Linked DNA regions of Homo sapiens: all the other regions are linked to region 2. The links are chromatin contacts, found by Hi-C or POLR2A ChIA-PET in ENCODE. All regions are on one chromosome and are shown on one strand. The core of a region is the stretch at or near the end of the contact, and the rest is flanking DNA. Distances in the headings are between cores, read along the strand shown.

Evidence for each region. Hi-C counts contacts between places; a loop is a spot of excess contacts on that map. ChIA-PET counts read pairs that join two places held with the same protein, here RNA polymerase II (POLR2A). Pooled maps may share reads with other maps.
Region 1: a loop to region 2 is called in a map of ascending aorta, with 6 times the contacts of the local background. The contact joins the promoter of KLF2 here to the promoter of JUND in region 2. A Hi-C loop is called at or near these places in 1 of 168 maps with a recorded cell type or tissue (ascending aorta) and 8 of 50 pooled maps. POLR2A ChIA-PET finds 5 or more read pairs at or near these places in 2 of 52 experiments (CD4-positive, alpha-beta T cell and CD4-positive, alpha-beta memory T cell).
Region 3: a pooled map shows a loop between it and region 2 (4-fold over the local background). The contact joins the enhancer-like site here to the promoter of JUND in region 2. A Hi-C loop is called at or near these places in 3 of 50 pooled maps. POLR2A ChIA-PET finds 5 or more read pairs at or near these places in 2 of 52 experiments (CD4-positive, alpha-beta T cell and activated CD4-positive, alpha-beta T cell).
Region 4: a loop to region 2 is called in a pooled map, with 6 times the contacts of the local background. The contact joins the promoter of USE1 here to the promoter of JUND in region 2. A Hi-C loop is called at or near these places in 3 of 50 pooled maps. POLR2A ChIA-PET finds 5 or more read pairs at or near these places in 5 of 52 experiments (IMR-90, PC-9, WTC11 and 2 more).
Region 5: a map of breast epithelium shows a loop between it and region 2 (29-fold over the local background). The contact joins the promoter of SMIM7 here to the promoter of JUND in region 2. A Hi-C loop is called at or near these places in 1 of 168 maps with a recorded cell type or tissue (breast epithelium) and 3 of 50 pooled maps. POLR2A ChIA-PET finds 5 or more read pairs at or near these places in 3 of 52 experiments (H1, HEK293T and WTC11).

What each region holds. Positions count from the first base shown.
Region 1 is chr19:16,323,432-16,326,131 of GRCh38, forward strand. KLF2 (KLF transcription factor 2) reads left to right here and starts at 1,395. Exons shown (of 3, transcript NM_016270.4): 1 at 1,395-1,567; 2 at 1,785-2,601. The coding sequence starts at 1,493. It overlaps KLF2-DT (KLF2 divergent transcript), which reads right to left and starts at 1,239. Exons shown (of 2, transcript NR_186323.1): 1 at 876-1,239. RefSeq lists a promoter at 705-1,540, silencers at 913-1,642, 1,733-1,982, 2,013-2,062, 2,533-2,622 and enhancers at 1,190-1,962, 1,963-2,700.
Region 2 is chr19:18,280,312-18,283,011 of GRCh38, forward strand. JUND (JunD proto-oncogene, AP-1 transcription factor subunit) reads right to left here and starts at 1,311. Exons shown (of 1, transcript NM_005354.6): 1 at 1-1,311. The coding sequence starts at 1,173. The coding sequence ends at 130. MIR3188 (microRNA 3188) reads left to right here and starts at 1,766; the gene lies at 1,766-1,850. LOC124904652 (a long non-coding RNA gene) reads left to right here and starts at 1,781. Exons shown (of 2, transcript XR_007067154.1): 1 at 1,781-2,700. RefSeq lists silencers at 1-209, 790-1,789 and an enhancer at 445-1,296.
Region 3 is chr19:16,370,241-16,372,940 of GRCh38, forward strand. All of the region lies in intron 22 of EPS15L1 (epidermal growth factor receptor pathway substrate 15 like 1), which reads right to left. Among named protein-coding and RNA genes, the nearest start is that of KLF2, 47 kb to the left of the region's middle. RefSeq lists enhancers at 1,483-1,652, 1,793-1,862. Within about 2 kb of position 1,436, at least 22 of the 41 ENCODE cell types and tissues checked have a DNase peak (open chromatin) inside an H3K27ac peak, as active enhancers do; they include CD4-positive, alpha-beta T cell, where a contact is called at or near this core.
Region 4 is chr19:17,214,075-17,216,774 of GRCh38, forward strand. USE1 (unconventional SNARE in the ER 1) reads left to right here and starts at 1,283. Exons shown (of 8, transcript NM_018467.4): 1 at 1,283-1,433; 2 at 1,728-1,777; 3 at 1,918-1,996; 4 at 2,095-2,247. The coding sequence starts at 1,332. RefSeq lists enhancers at 923-1,503, 1,267-1,586 and a silencer at 1,607-1,676.
Region 5 is chr19:16,658,694-16,661,393 of GRCh38, forward strand. SMIM7 (small integral membrane protein 7) reads right to left here and starts at 1,451. Exons shown (of 5, transcript NM_024104.4): 1 at 1,392-1,451; 2 at 1,266-1,307; 3 at 702-754. The coding sequence starts at 1,417. TMEM38A (transmembrane protein 38A) reads left to right here and starts at 2,446. Exons shown (of 6, transcript NM_024074.4): 1 at 2,446-2,648. The coding sequence starts at 2,525. RefSeq lists silencers at 2,044-2,243, 2,264-2,513.

The sequences.
Region 1 (2,700 bases), core at 145-2,644, 2.0 Mb before region 2:
TGTGATTGCACTACTACACTCCAGACTGGGCAACAGAGGGAGACCCTGTCTCAAAAAAACTCAAATGAATAAACCTCTATCCTTCCCTCCTTCACTAAAGTGGAGGTCCCCTAGGGCAGGGATCTTGTCTATCTCTTGGTTACTGTGTCCCCAGTGCCTACCCAGGGCTGGCAGACAGTTGTAACAGGAGTGACAGTCCCTGGCCAGCAGGGATATGGTGTGGGGGACAGAGGTGGAGCATTGAAGGGACCCATTGGGCAGCATTGTCCTCTGATGCCCCCGATGCTGGAGCTGTATTGGGGGAATGACTGTCATCACCGTCCTCTGAGTTACTTAATTCATTTATGGAAGTCAGTAAAGGAACCCAGCCTGCCTGTGCCTGCCGCAACTCCAACTTCTCCCAGCCACCTCTGCCTCAGTTTCCCTGCACTTGACGGGCTTATTGAGGTTGGGGAGGAGGGGGTGGGTGTCTCAAATGTCAAAGATTTAATGTGTCTTGATGTTACCACACAAAAGTTTTGTTTTGTTTGTTTTTTTGAGACAGTCTCCTCTGTCACCCAGGCTGGAGTGTAGTGGTGTGATTGTATCTCACTGCAGCCTCGACCTCCTGGGCTCAAGCGATCCTCCCACCTCAGCCTCCCACTACACCCAGCTAATTTTTTTTATTTTTTAAGAGATGGGGGCCACTGTGTTGCCCAGGCTGGTCTTGAACTCCTGGCCTCGAGTGATCCTCCTGTCTCAGCCTCCCAAAGCGGTGGGATTACAGATGTGACCCACTGCACCAGGTCTACACAAGGTGTTTTTTTTTACAGGGTGATGTGCACACGGTGGGTCCCTCTGGGTGGTCCCACAACAGATGAGGGGCCCAGCCTCACCCATCCATGAATCCTGGAGACTCCAGACTTCCCATCCATCCAGGGTTCTGCAGCCCTCTCTGAGGCTGGAGCCAATCTCCCCTTCCGTCAAGGGATCCGGGGAGACCGCCAAGCCCGGTGCTCCCCTGAGAGTCTCTGAGAGGCCCCGACACCGCCCCCGCTCCAGGTCCCCGGGATGCTCGCGCAGGCGGGAGCCCGGGGCGCCCGGGGGATCCCTGAGCGTCACGCCGCTGTTGTGGAGCGCGTGTTGACAACGTCGCCGGGGAGACGGGCGGGGGCGGGGCCCGGGAGAGGGGGAGGCGCGGCCCTGGCGGCGCGCGAGGGGCCGGGCTGTCAGCGCAAGGCCCAGGCCGCCGCAGTGGCCACGGCCGCTGCCGCCCGCCGGCTTATATACCGCGGCTAAATTTAGGCTGCGCCCGGAGCTCGTCCCCATCCGGGACGCGTTTCCGCCGCCGCCGCTTTGGCCCGGCCCCCGCGCGCGCCGCGCCTATAAGGCTTGGGCGGGCCCGGCCGCGGCCCACAGAGCCGTCCCCGCCCGCCCGCGCCCCGACCAGCCCGGCCTCGGGCAGCCACTCACCGGTGTCCCCGTCCGCGTCCTTTCTCCCCGGGTCCCGGCCATGGCGCTGAGTGAACCCATCCTGCCGTCCTTCTCCACTTTCGCCAGCCCGTGCCGCGAGCGCGGCCTGCAGGAGGTGAGGGCGGCGGGGACGGCGGGGCGGCCGGGACCGTGGGCGGCGGGCTCGGGGTAGTAGAACGTGGGCTGCGGGGTGACAGGACGCGAAGGCGGGGACTGCAGACTCAGGAGAGGAGGATGCGGGCCACGGGGATCGCGGACTTAGGGTGGTAAAAGGCAAGCAGCGCCCCCCGAGCCCCGCCGCCCGCTCACGCCCATTGCCCTGTCGCCCGCAGCGCTGGCCGCGCGCCGAACCCGAGTCCGGCGGCACCGACGACGACCTCAACAGCGTGCTGGACTTCATCCTGTCCATGGGGCTGGATGGCCTGGGCGCCGAGGCCGCCCCGGAGCCGCCGCCGCCGCCCCCGCCGCCTGCGTTCTATTACCCCGAACCCGGCGCGCCCCCGCCCTACAGCGCCCCCGCGGGTGGCCTGGTGTCTGAGCTGCTGCGACCCGAGCTGGATGCGCCGCTGGGGCCCGCACTGCACGGCCGCTTTCTGCTGGCGCCGCCCGGCCGCCTGGTCAAGGCCGAGCCCCCTGAAGCGGACGGCGGCGGCGGCTACGGCTGCGCCCCCGGGCTGACCCGTGGACCGCGCGGCCTCAAGCGCGAGGGCGCCCCGGGCCCGGCGGCTTCGTGCATGCGAGGTCCCGGGGGCCGCCCCCCGCCGCCGCCCGACACACCGCCGCTCAGCCCCGACGGCCCCGCGCGCCTGCCCGCGCCCGGTCCGCGCGCCTCCTTCCCGCCGCCTTTCGGTGGCCCTGGTTTCGGCGCGCCCGGGCCCGGCCTGCATTACGCGCCGCCTGCGCCCCCAGCCTTCGGTCTCTTCGACGACGCGGCCGCCGCCGCGGCAGCCCTGGGCCTGGCGCCCCCCGCCGCCCGCGGTCTCCTCACGCCGCCTGCGTCCCCGCTGGAGCTGCTGGAGGCCAAGCCAAAGCGCGGCCGCCGCTCTTGGCCCCGCAAACGCACCGCCACTCACACCTGCAGCTACGCGGGCTGCGGCAAGACCTACACCAAGAGTTCGCATCTGAAGGCGCATCTGCGCACGCACACAGGTGGGCGGCACGCACGAGCCAGGAGCGCAGGCGGGGGGACGCGGGAGGAGAGGTCGGATTCCCAGCGCGCGCCAGAAAATGAATTTAGGACCTCCCTTG
Region 2 (2,700 bases), core at 61-2,560:
GTTCCTGGGCACACTCGGGGAGGGGGGGTCCCCAGGGCCGCACCCTCTCCAAGTCCGGGGCGCCCACGACACCCCCCCGCGAGCCCGCCCCTTGGGGAGGGTGGCCGCGCATGCGCCCCGCGCGCGGACTCAGTACGCGGGCACCTGGTGCTGGGGCAGCAGCTGGCAGCCGCTGTTGACGTGGCTGAGGACTTTCTGCTTGAGCTGCGCCACCTGCTCGCGCAGCAGGCTCGCCGTGGACGCCAGCTCCGTGTTCTGACTCTTGAGGGTCTTCACTTTCTCTTCCAGGCGCGAGATGCGCTCCAGCTTGCGCTTGCGGCACTTGGAGGCGGCGATGCGGTTGCGCAGCCGCTTGCGCTCCGCCTTGATGCGCTCCTGCGTGTCCATGTCGATGGGCGACAACGGCGGGCTCTCGCCGAAGCTCGGCACGTCGGGCACCGTCTGTGGCTCGTCCTTGAGCGCAGCCAGGCGCGGCGGCCCCAACGCGCCTGGGGGTGGCGGCGGCGGGAAGGGCACAGGTTCGGCAGCGAAGGCGACCGTCGCGGCGCCCCCCGCGCCCCCGGCGCCGCCCGCGTAGCTGCTCAGGTTCGCGTAGACAGGCGCTTCGGGCGCGGCCGCCGCCGGGGCCAGCTCGCCGGGGGGCGCGGAGCCCGTGGCCGTGCCCGAGGGCCCCCCGGCGGCGGCGGCGGCGGCGGCAGCGGCCGCGCCCGCGCCGAGCTGGTTCTGCTTGTGTAAATCCTCCAGGGCCTTGACGAAGCCCTCGGCGAACTCCTGCTCCTCGCTGGCCGCCACCTTGGGGTAGAGGAACTGTGAGCTCGTCGGCGTGGTGGTGACCAGCCCGTTGGACTGGATGATGAGGCGCTCGAGCTCGGGGGAGGCCAGCTTCAGCAGCCCCAGGTCGGGAGAGGCGAGCAGGCCGTCGGGGGGTGCCGCGCTGGGGGCGCCGTCGGCGCGCAGGGGGGTAGGAGGCGGCGCGGCCGCAGGCTTGAGCGCTGCCGCCACCTGCTCACTCAGGCTCAGCGTCAGCGCGTCCTTCTTCATCATGCTGCCGGCCGCGGCCGTCGGGGGCGCCCCGGGGAACAAGCGGCCCGGGGACGCGAAGCTGCCGCCGCTGCCACTGGCGCCGCCGCCCAGGCCGCTCAGCGCCTCATCGCCGTAGAAGGGTGTTTCCATCCTCCGCCTCCCCCGCCGCGCCGGCCCGGGGGGGAGTGGCCGCGGCCTCCCGGGGGGCCCGCGCCCCCCCGTCCGCTCGGCCCTGCGCCCGCCCCGGCCGCGGCCGCAGCGCCCGGCCCTCCACTGGCGGCGGCTCCTGCGCCGCGCCACTTGTGCGCCCTCTTATAGCCTCGGCTCGGCGCGATGAGCTCACCGCCCCCGTTCGCCATTGGGTGCGGGTGACGTCGCTCATTTGCATGGAGGGGCGGGGCCAAGCCGCCGACGCCCGCCCGGCCGCCGTTGCCCCGGCGACGCGCGGTAAACGCCACAACAGCGCGCTGCCTTGTGGGTTGACGTCATGGGGGCGGCCGCGCGCCCGGGCCGGGTCACCCCGCCCCGGGACCGCTGTGTACGACCGATCTCCCCGGCGCCGCCTCCGCCAAGGCACGTCCCGGGTGGCGTGATGGGCCCGGGCCACCAGGCGCCCGCCCGCCCCGAGGCCCCGCCCCGTGTCCGCGCGTGGGGCCCCGGCCGGGCGGGGGCGGGGGCGGGGGCGGTGCCGGCCTCCGGGGACTGGAGGGGGATGGGGTCCCGCATGGCTAAATAACTCCTTGGCGCCTCCTGCTCTGCTGTGCCGCCAGGGCCTCCCCTAGCGCGCCTTCTGGAGAGGCTTTGTGCGGATACGGGGCTGGAGGCCTGGTGGGGCTGTGTCCGGGGGCTCGCCGGGGGTGTGGGGAGGTCTGCGTTCCTCACCCTCCCTCCTTCCTTCCCTCCCTCCCTCCACCCCGCGTGTGATTGCTCAGGAAGAGACGGGAGGGGAGAGGAGGGTCGCCAGAAGTTGCTGAAAGCGCTTGGATCCTGATCATTTTCACTGAGTGCGTTCTAGAACCAGGAGTCCTACTTCCTGCCTTTACAGATGGGAAACTGGGCTCAGAGAGGTGGAGTGACCATCCCCCGAGAGTTAGCTAGGAGTCACAGCAGGGCCCGGGCTGTGACTAGGCCTGAGCTCTTGTCCACCCTTAGAACCCTAGAACCTGGGAGTCCAGGCCCCTGCGCAGCCCCTTCCTTCCGCCGCCCACGTTTTAACCCCAGGTCTGCCAGGGCTGTGATGTCCTGGGCGAGGGTGCCCAACTCCAGGGGCTGGGCTGATGAGGCAGGAATGCCGGGTATAATTATTACATGCTTGTTACCACTATCATGGCTGTTAGGGCTTAATGAGCCACTATTAAGACTGGCTGGGAAGGGGGTGTGAGGGAGGAGAGATGGACCCACCCCACCAATACTCACAAGGGATCCTTAGGACATCTGGATCTGACCTACAGCCTCTGCATGCACCCCTCCAGCTCCCCACCTCTGTCTGAATGGAGCCCACACCCTCCTTTCCCTGACCTCCTTCCCCTCACTCTCTCTGATCCTTGGCCTCCCAGTTGCAGGACTAATCGTACCTCTGGGCCTTTGCACGTGCTATGCTCTCTGCTTGGTACTCCCTTCCCCCAGTGCAAAGATGTGTCTTCAGGAAGTGCCCCACCCTCAGACTTTACTCCTTTA
Region 3 (2,700 bases), core at 186-2,685, 1.9 Mb before region 2:
GTGGCAGGCAAGGGGCGCGCTGACTCAGGGCTTTGAATAGGAGAGATGAAAGATGAGGGGCCATGTTCACCCCGCCAGAAAAGCAGGGAGGCGGTGCCCAGAGCTGCACCCAGAGCCCCCTTCTGAGGCGTCTGCCCCAGCCCTCACCTCCCTCAGGTGCCAAGCAAGGGGTTGAGGTGTCCTGGAGGCAGGTACACCCGATGTCCCCAGGGCGATGGCTCCCGTCTGTTCACACCTATACTCAGATGCTGGGGTGGGAGCCCAGCCACTCTAGGCCTGCACCCCACCCTGCAGCCCCCCAGGCCTCAGCATTTGCACCCCACTGAACACCAGATGATAATCGAGTCACACGACACTCCCTGGATCCGCCTCTGGGTACAGTGTGCCCAGGAAGGCAAATGCTTCTATTTTCAAACTCAGTGGTCTTTACAGAACAGAAAGTGCTCCAAACGGCAATCTGCCTGCAGTCAGTTTAAACATACAAGGCTGACATTCCTCCCTCTCAGAGTGGGACCGTTCCTTGGCACCGTCAGCAGGTCCCACCCAGCCCTAAGACAGACCTTCCAGAGGGCTCAGACGGAAGCTCTGAAGCTTCCTTGAACACAGCAGTGCTGGGGGATGGGGGGCGTGGGCAGGAAAGAGGGACTCCACCTGGTTGGCCGTTTTAGGCTCCTTGGGACCCCCTCCCCATCCTGGCTGGCAGGCAAGTGCCAGAATTTTCCAGGCCCCTTGAGATGGTGGAACCACTTGTCCCATTGTAGAATTTCACATGTACCCACCGGATTATCTCTCTGAGATCATCGTGGGAACGAAATTGAAGTAGTTAAGTTCAAGGCTGAGGTGCTAACCGCAGGGTTCAAATGGAGATGCCATTTTTAAAGTGGATCTTGTGCAATCAACAAAAGGTTTTGGGACCCACATGGGCACATGATGGGGAGAGGTCACTGAGCCCTGGTTTCGATGTTGGCCTGGCATTTCAGAGAAGTGGGAGAGCTGGCAGCACTTAGGACCTCAGGGCTTCCTCGGTGGCTGCATCCTGTGTGGCACCCCCGGCAGGGAGGTCAAGAACTCACGGCCACCCTGGGTGGATGCCACACACAGGTACGGGAGGGGCTTGTTTGCAAGGGGAAGAATGACTTTTGTCTTCTTCTTTTGTTGAGAGAGCTGCTCAAATCAAACAGGACAGCCGCTGGTTAAACTTAGGTAAAAGCTGTTCGTTAGTGCAACTGTGGGGAGGGGGCGAAAAGACATGCTCATCACCATCACCTATGCGGCTTTGTTTAGGAGGTGAAAAGGTCATTAGCAGTAATAAAATAATCATTAAATTGGGGAGAGGTTAAAGGTGACTGGCTGGTTAGCGGTAGAACTGCGCTGGCTGGTGTCACCGGGCGCTGCAGGCAGGAACCGCAACGCAGGGCCGCGCTGGCAGGAAGTGGCAAGGGTGGGGCCGGTCGCAGGATCCCACTATCGCAGCAGGGCTGAGGCCCAATCACTGACACCCACACAGCCGTTTCCTGCACTTAAAAAAAAAATCTGTTTCTCTCTTTGCAAATCAACAACTTTTACCTAGAAACTCTTCAGCGGTGAGCTCTGACTGATCTTGATCTCCGGTCCGTTGCAGAAAATATACCATTGTTTACCTGGGGGAGGTGTGTGCCACGGCTAACTTTAACCTAACTCTAACTGACAGGTTTCGGCAGCCTGCCGGGTCTGTGCTGCATCTGCCTGAAAGAAACCAGTTTCTTCTGCCCAAAACAGACACCTGCTGGTTATTTAATACCTTGATACACCTTTCTTGAAAAGACCTCCAGGCAAGAAGAACTTAGTGCCCACACCAAAGCTCCATGCATGCCCCAGGAGATGGCCCTTGGTGGTCCCCAGAGTGCACTTTCTGGCTTAGATGGAGACAGAACTGAGTATGTGGCCTTGAGGGCAGATGGCCAACTGTGGGCTACTCAGCTGTACGCTGTGACCGGAACTCTCCCTCGAGGAACCTCTGCAGGTTCCCAGGTGGAGGGGTCCACCTGTGACTGTCCAGGTCAACACCTGTCTGCCCGTGCACCCACACTGCATGCCAGCCACACCAAATGTCAATTTCACCTCAATTGACCTTTAAACAAAATAAGACAAGCAGCTCCCACGGAATTTGAAAACTGCAGCCTCTAGAACACAAGAGATGGCACCAAAGCCACACGTGACTCAGACCCAAACTCACATTTGGTCCTGTATGAGCGATGACCCACAGAGGACGCTGGAGCCCTCTTTGAAGTTCAACTCCCTGCACGCTTTTTTTAACGGAAAAGATTTCCACTAAACTGTGACCTCACAGGGAGAAAAGGGCCCAATTAATGACTCCCAGAATGTGTGCAGCCACCTCAGCTGCCCAGCCTGTCTTTCCTGGAAAAGGTGCCCATATGGCAGAAGCCTGCGTCCCGGTCCCTGTGCCGCAGGGTGGGGATGGGGGCTACAGACCACATACAGCACGTCACCGTGCAAGGCGCTTCACCCACACACCCACCTGCTAGGCCTGAGTGGGTCCCATGGTCAGGCAGGAAAACTGAGGCTCAGGGAGGTTAAGTGACCCACCCGGGGCCTCCCTTTCCTCCAATGTCCAGAAACCAGCCTGATCAAGCAGTCCCCTGGATTCTAGCAGAATTGGCTGCCCAGAGGACAGAAGGAAGCGGCCTCAGTTCTCCTGTC
Region 4 (2,700 bases), core at 33-2,532, 1.1 Mb before region 2:
TCACCCTCCCAAAGTGCTGGGATTACAGGCGTGAGCCACCGCACCTGGCCCTCCATGGTATTTTCTTTTTTTTTTTTTTTTTTTGAGACGGAGTCTTGCTTTGTTGCCCAAGCTGGAGTGCAGTGGCACAATCTCGGCTCACTGCAACATCCACCTCCTGGGTTCAAGCGATTCTCCTGCCTCAGTCTCCCAAGTAGCTGGGATTACAGGCACCCACCATCACGCCCGGCTAATTTTTGTATTTTTAGTAGAGACGGGGTTTCACCATGTTGGCCAGGCTGGTCTCAAACTCCTGACCTCAGGTGATCCATCTGCCTCAGCCTCCCTAAGTGCTGGGATTACAGGTGTGAGCCACCGCACCTACCCGTCTATGATATTTTTCAAGGACATCAGGCCCACTGGTGTAACCAAGGTGCAGATGACCTAAGGTGTGGGAAAACATGAAGGCTGCATGCCAGGCCCTGGTTCCTGTGAAGCCCCCACCCTCATCCTGTCACTCCAGAAGAGAGGCACTGCAAGGCATAGGGGTACTCAGCTTCCAGGTACTGAGGTGGGCTGGGAAGGGGTTCTCCATGGGGGTCTGGGCGTTAGGGGGGACCCAGCCCCACCTTGCTCACTCTCAGGCAGAGCTGTCTCATGTGCCCCTTGAGGCAGGTACTGTCACACTGTCCATTTCCCGGGGGAAGAAGCGGATCCAGAAAAGTTAAACTCTCCCAGGGCCGAGGATGGAATCAGAGCTGGAGCTGTGACCTGGAAACCCATAACCACAATACAGATGAGCCCTGCTGAGGTGGGGGAAGCCTTGGATTCCTGAATCCCAGGCTACAGAAATCGGGAAGGGTGTGTGGACGTGAAATAGCTCCGACTGGGAAGAATCCAGGTAGGAGTGGGGTGCGGGGAGGTACTTTGAGCAGGCAAAACAGAACAAAAGGGCACACTGCACGCGGGTCTGACACCAGAAGACCCCGGTCGTCCTATCATTCCCGAAGGGTTAACATGCTCTCGAGGAAAAGCAAGTGATTCGCCTAAGTAAGAATGGGGTGGCGCCTCTCCTATTTTTTTAAAATAGAGATAGAGTAGCGCTATCTTGCCCGGGCTGGCCTCAAGCAATCCTTTCCCACCTCTGCCTCCTAAAATGCTGGCATTACAGCCCTGAGCCACCGCGCCCGGCCCAGCGCCCCGTCTCAAAACAAGATATTACTTCCGCTCCAAACAAAGATGGGCCAGCTAACGAGCGCGGGGGAAACATCCGCCCGGAAGGCCACTTGAAGGCACTTCCGCCCTCTCTTAACATGGAGCCGGCGGAAGGGGTGGTGTAGGGCCGGGCGATAATGGCGGCGTCGAGGCTGGAGCTAAACCTGGTGCGGCTGCTATCCCGCTGCGAGGCGATGGCAGCGGAGAAACGGGACCCGGACGAGTGGCGCCTGGAGAAGGTGAGGGGATCTCGCACTGCCGCGTAGAGCCCGACTCCCGGGGGGTGATTCCTAGGGTTGGAAGCCACCTGGCCCGACTCCCCGGCCCCAGTAGCCTCTCGGGCAGCGCCCTTTCCGGTCAGTCCCGCCACGTCCACCTGTAGCTTCCGCCCCCGTCCCTGGGACTCCGCCCCTCCCCCACTGGCCCCGCCTCCTTTACGCTTGACCCCTCCCATTTGTCGGCCCCGCCCCCCCGACTCCCATGATCAGGACATGGGAAAGACCCCCGGGTGACAATCCACTTTTCCTCCCCAGTACGTGGGAGCCCTAGAGGACATGTTGCAGGCCCTGAAGGTCCACGCGAGGTGAGTGCAGGCAGCCTCAGGGCTTTCACATCAGCACGTGGCTGTGCTACTGGACATCCCAGTACCGCTATCCCAGCTGGGACCCTTCCCTGAGCTGGGGACCATGGACAGGTTTTGTTTTTCTTCTTCCTGCCTTCCAGCAAACCGGCCTCTGAGGTGATCAATGAATATTCCTGGAAGGTGGATTTTCTGAAGGGGATGCTGCAAGCCGAGAAGCTGGTGAGAAGGGGTGCCCCTGCCCCCTCAGCCCCCATCACCGCTCACTTTGGTCCCCAGGACCTGCCCCTCCAGTGACTTATCTTCCCACATTTCTGCAGACCTCCTCCTCAGAGAAAGCACTGGCCAACCAGTTCCTGGCCCCTGGCCGTGTGCCAACCACAGCCAGAGAGCGAGTGCCCGCCACAAAGACGGTGCATCTGCAGTCACGGGCGCGGTACACCAGCGAGATGCGGAGTGAGCTACTAGGCACGGTAGGGCTCCTTCCCTGGTCCCTGGGAATCCCTTGGACAGGAATAGGGGTTCTATGCTTGTAGGCAGCCAGAACCACAATACTGTCAGATACAGGAACCCTAAGGGGGTCCAGCAATCTCTTCCCTGGGTCATCACACAAGGCTGCCCAACAGAGGGGCATTGTGGCTAAGGCTTTGCTAGATGAATAGGAATTTGGTACAAGGCAAAAATGGAATGTGTCTGGTTAAGCCCCAGAGTTGGCCCAAGAGCAGGGTTTGAGTCCTGGCTTGCAACTTACAAGACACATAAGTTTCTTCAGCCGTAAAAGAGGATGACAAGTTCCTTTCTGAGCACTTTATGTGGATCAGCTCAATCTTTTAAAATATGAGTTGTTGTGGCCAGGTGCGGCAGCTCACGCCTGTAATCCCAGCACTTTGGGAGGCCGAGGCGGGCGGATCATTTGAGGTCAGGAG
Region 5 (2,700 bases), core at 201-2,700, 1.6 Mb before region 2:
AGCACTCTGAAAGCAACAGCTATGTGTGAGGTTGTTCATTCATTCATTCACAGGCATCGGAGGACGGGTACGGCAAGAACAAAGGATGGGACAAGCCAAGCTAGGGCCTCTTCTCTGAAGTTTACAGTCATATGTGAGGGGCAGACATTAGCCAGATGACAGCAAACATAACAGAACATTATAACGGTAGGAAGTGATGTGAGTGCTCACATCAGGGAGGTCTGGTAGGAGAAAGAAATAGATGACAGAGGTAGGCAGAAAGGCTAGCACATTCTCAGTCATCTCCCACTCACACACACGCTCAATTAAAGAGAAAACTTGTGGCTCACGCCTGTAATCCCAGCTCTTCGGGAGGCCAAGGCAGGGATCACTTGAACCCAGGAGTTCGAGACCGGCCTGGGCAACGTGGAGAAACCCCATCTCTACAAAAAATACAAAATTTAGCCTGGCATGGTGGCACACACCTGTAATCCCAGCTACTAAGGGGGCTGAGGTGGAAGGATCACTTTAGCTCAGGAGGTCGAGTCTGCAGTGAGCCATGATCGCACCACTGCACTCCAACCTGGACAACAGAGCAAGACCTTGTGTCAAAAAAAAAAAAAAAAAAAAAAGAGAAAGAAAGAAAACGAAGGTAGGGCTTGGCGAAACAGAACTGTCCTCTGAAGTGGACCATGCAATTCCAGGATCCAATTAGACCTTACCTGTGCTGGGCTCCCTGGACTCCTCCCCAAAGCCCTGCGTGTCCTTCTTTTTCCTACAAAGAGGAGCAGACAGTGTCCACTTTCAATGGGACATAGAGTCCTCAGCCCCCTGACCCCCAGCTCAGAAGGCCACAAACACTAAGTTTCAGCCCTGGCCCTGCCGCAAACTTGCTGTGTGACCTCTGACGTTCAATACCCTTCTCTGGGCCCCCACTGCCCGGACAATCACAGCCAGGTCAGCAGCCACCGACCGTTTACAAAGTGGCCCGACAGTGCGGGTGCAGGGCGGAAGGTCCGCGGTGGGGCTATTTCTTGGGGGATGGGGCTTAAGCTCTCCAGGAAGGTGAACAGAGGGACAACCAAGGAACGGAGAGTATGGGTTTAAGGTCTCTCGGGGGGTGGGGGGCGAGGAAGATAAACCAGGCTGGAGGCGTGCCCAGAGGGCGGATAGGGCGGGGCCTGCGGCTTGGGGGCGGGGCCTGAGAAGTGCGCCGAGATCACGCTTATGAGGGCGGGGCTACGGGTTCCCCGGATGGAGCCGCAGTCCGGCCGCGACCTACTCACAGCTTAAAGTTCAGCACCGCCCCGGCATTCATCAGCAACGTCCTGCAGAGGGAGAATTACAGTTACTAGGGGCGCCCCCGCGTCCTGCCTGGCTCTCTCTTCCCAGCCTCTGGTCCCCCTAATTACCCGAACAGCAGGATGTCTCCGATCATCGTTACGGCCGAAGCGTCCGTCAGAACCGGAAGCGGAAGCCCCAGGGAGGGAGGGGAGAGGAGCACAAGCCGACCAATCCTAAAGCAACAGTGGCGAGGGCTGGGCCAATCGAAGGTCAAGGCTGGGAGGGTCCCGCCCTCTGCAGGCCAGACCCCCTTAGGGGAGCGCGAGCGCCCCACCTCGCTGGGGAGGCCCCGAGAGCCAGAATGGGAGGAGCGGGGTCTCCTGGGGGCGGGATTGGGTCACGCGTTCGAAGCGTGCCGCGCATGCGTGAGGTCTCGATGCCGTAGGGTTAGCTGGGCAGCAATTCCTACTCACTTTCTGGGGTCCCAAATTGGGCTTCTGGACAAAAGGAATCCTTTGACTCCTGAGCTGCACAGGGTGCGGGGTCCTGACGCAGTGGGGTCCCTAGAAACGGGTGCCCCAACCAACTGGGCTCTAAAATGAGATCCTCCTGGGCCCCATGGGGAACGGGGGTTCCCACTGAGCTGCCCCCCACAAGACGTCCTGATTTGCAGAGCCCCACCGGAGACGGGGTTCCTGATCGAACGGACCCTATGGGGCAGAAAAGTCTTGACGGGGCTCCACAGAGGACCGAGGTCCTAACCTATCTCCACGGGGAACAGGGGTTCTGATTCATGGGGTCCCACCATGGCGTAGGGGTCCTCACTGGGCTCCACCGAAGATCGGGGTCCTAATTGAGCCCACGGGGACAAAGTCCTGGCCGATCCGGCCCCCTGGGAACGGGCGTCCCGCGTGGGTGGGCTCCGTGAGGGACGGGCCCCCAGAACAGGCAGCTCCCCAGCCTCCCTCGCCTTGCACGGGTGCCCCGCACCCCGCCTCGCTGGGCGGAACGGGGTAGCGATGGCAGGAGGGTCAACGCCTGGGACGCCCGACCGTCCAGCTGCGTCCGTGGTGCTGGGCGTCCCCACCACCTGTCCCGGGGTGGGCCGTCGCCCCTCCTCTCCCGCGGGGGCCGGGCCTGGGGTGGCGCCTGGCGGGCGGGGGCGGGCCCAGCTGCGGGGGCGCAGTCGCCGGGCCGCGGGCGGCGGGACGGACGAGGCCGGGGCCCCGGGTGGCACCCGGCAGGCGGGCAGGCGGGCGCCATGGAGCTGCTCTCGGCGCTGAGCCTGGGCGAACTGGCGCTCAGCTTCTCGCGGGTGCCGCTCTTCCCCGTCTTCGACCTCAGTTACTTCATCGTCTCCATCCTCTACCTCAAGTATGAGCCAGGTGAGCCGGGGCGGGGGGCTGGAGGGGACCGGCAGCGGGTGGCGCGGGCCGG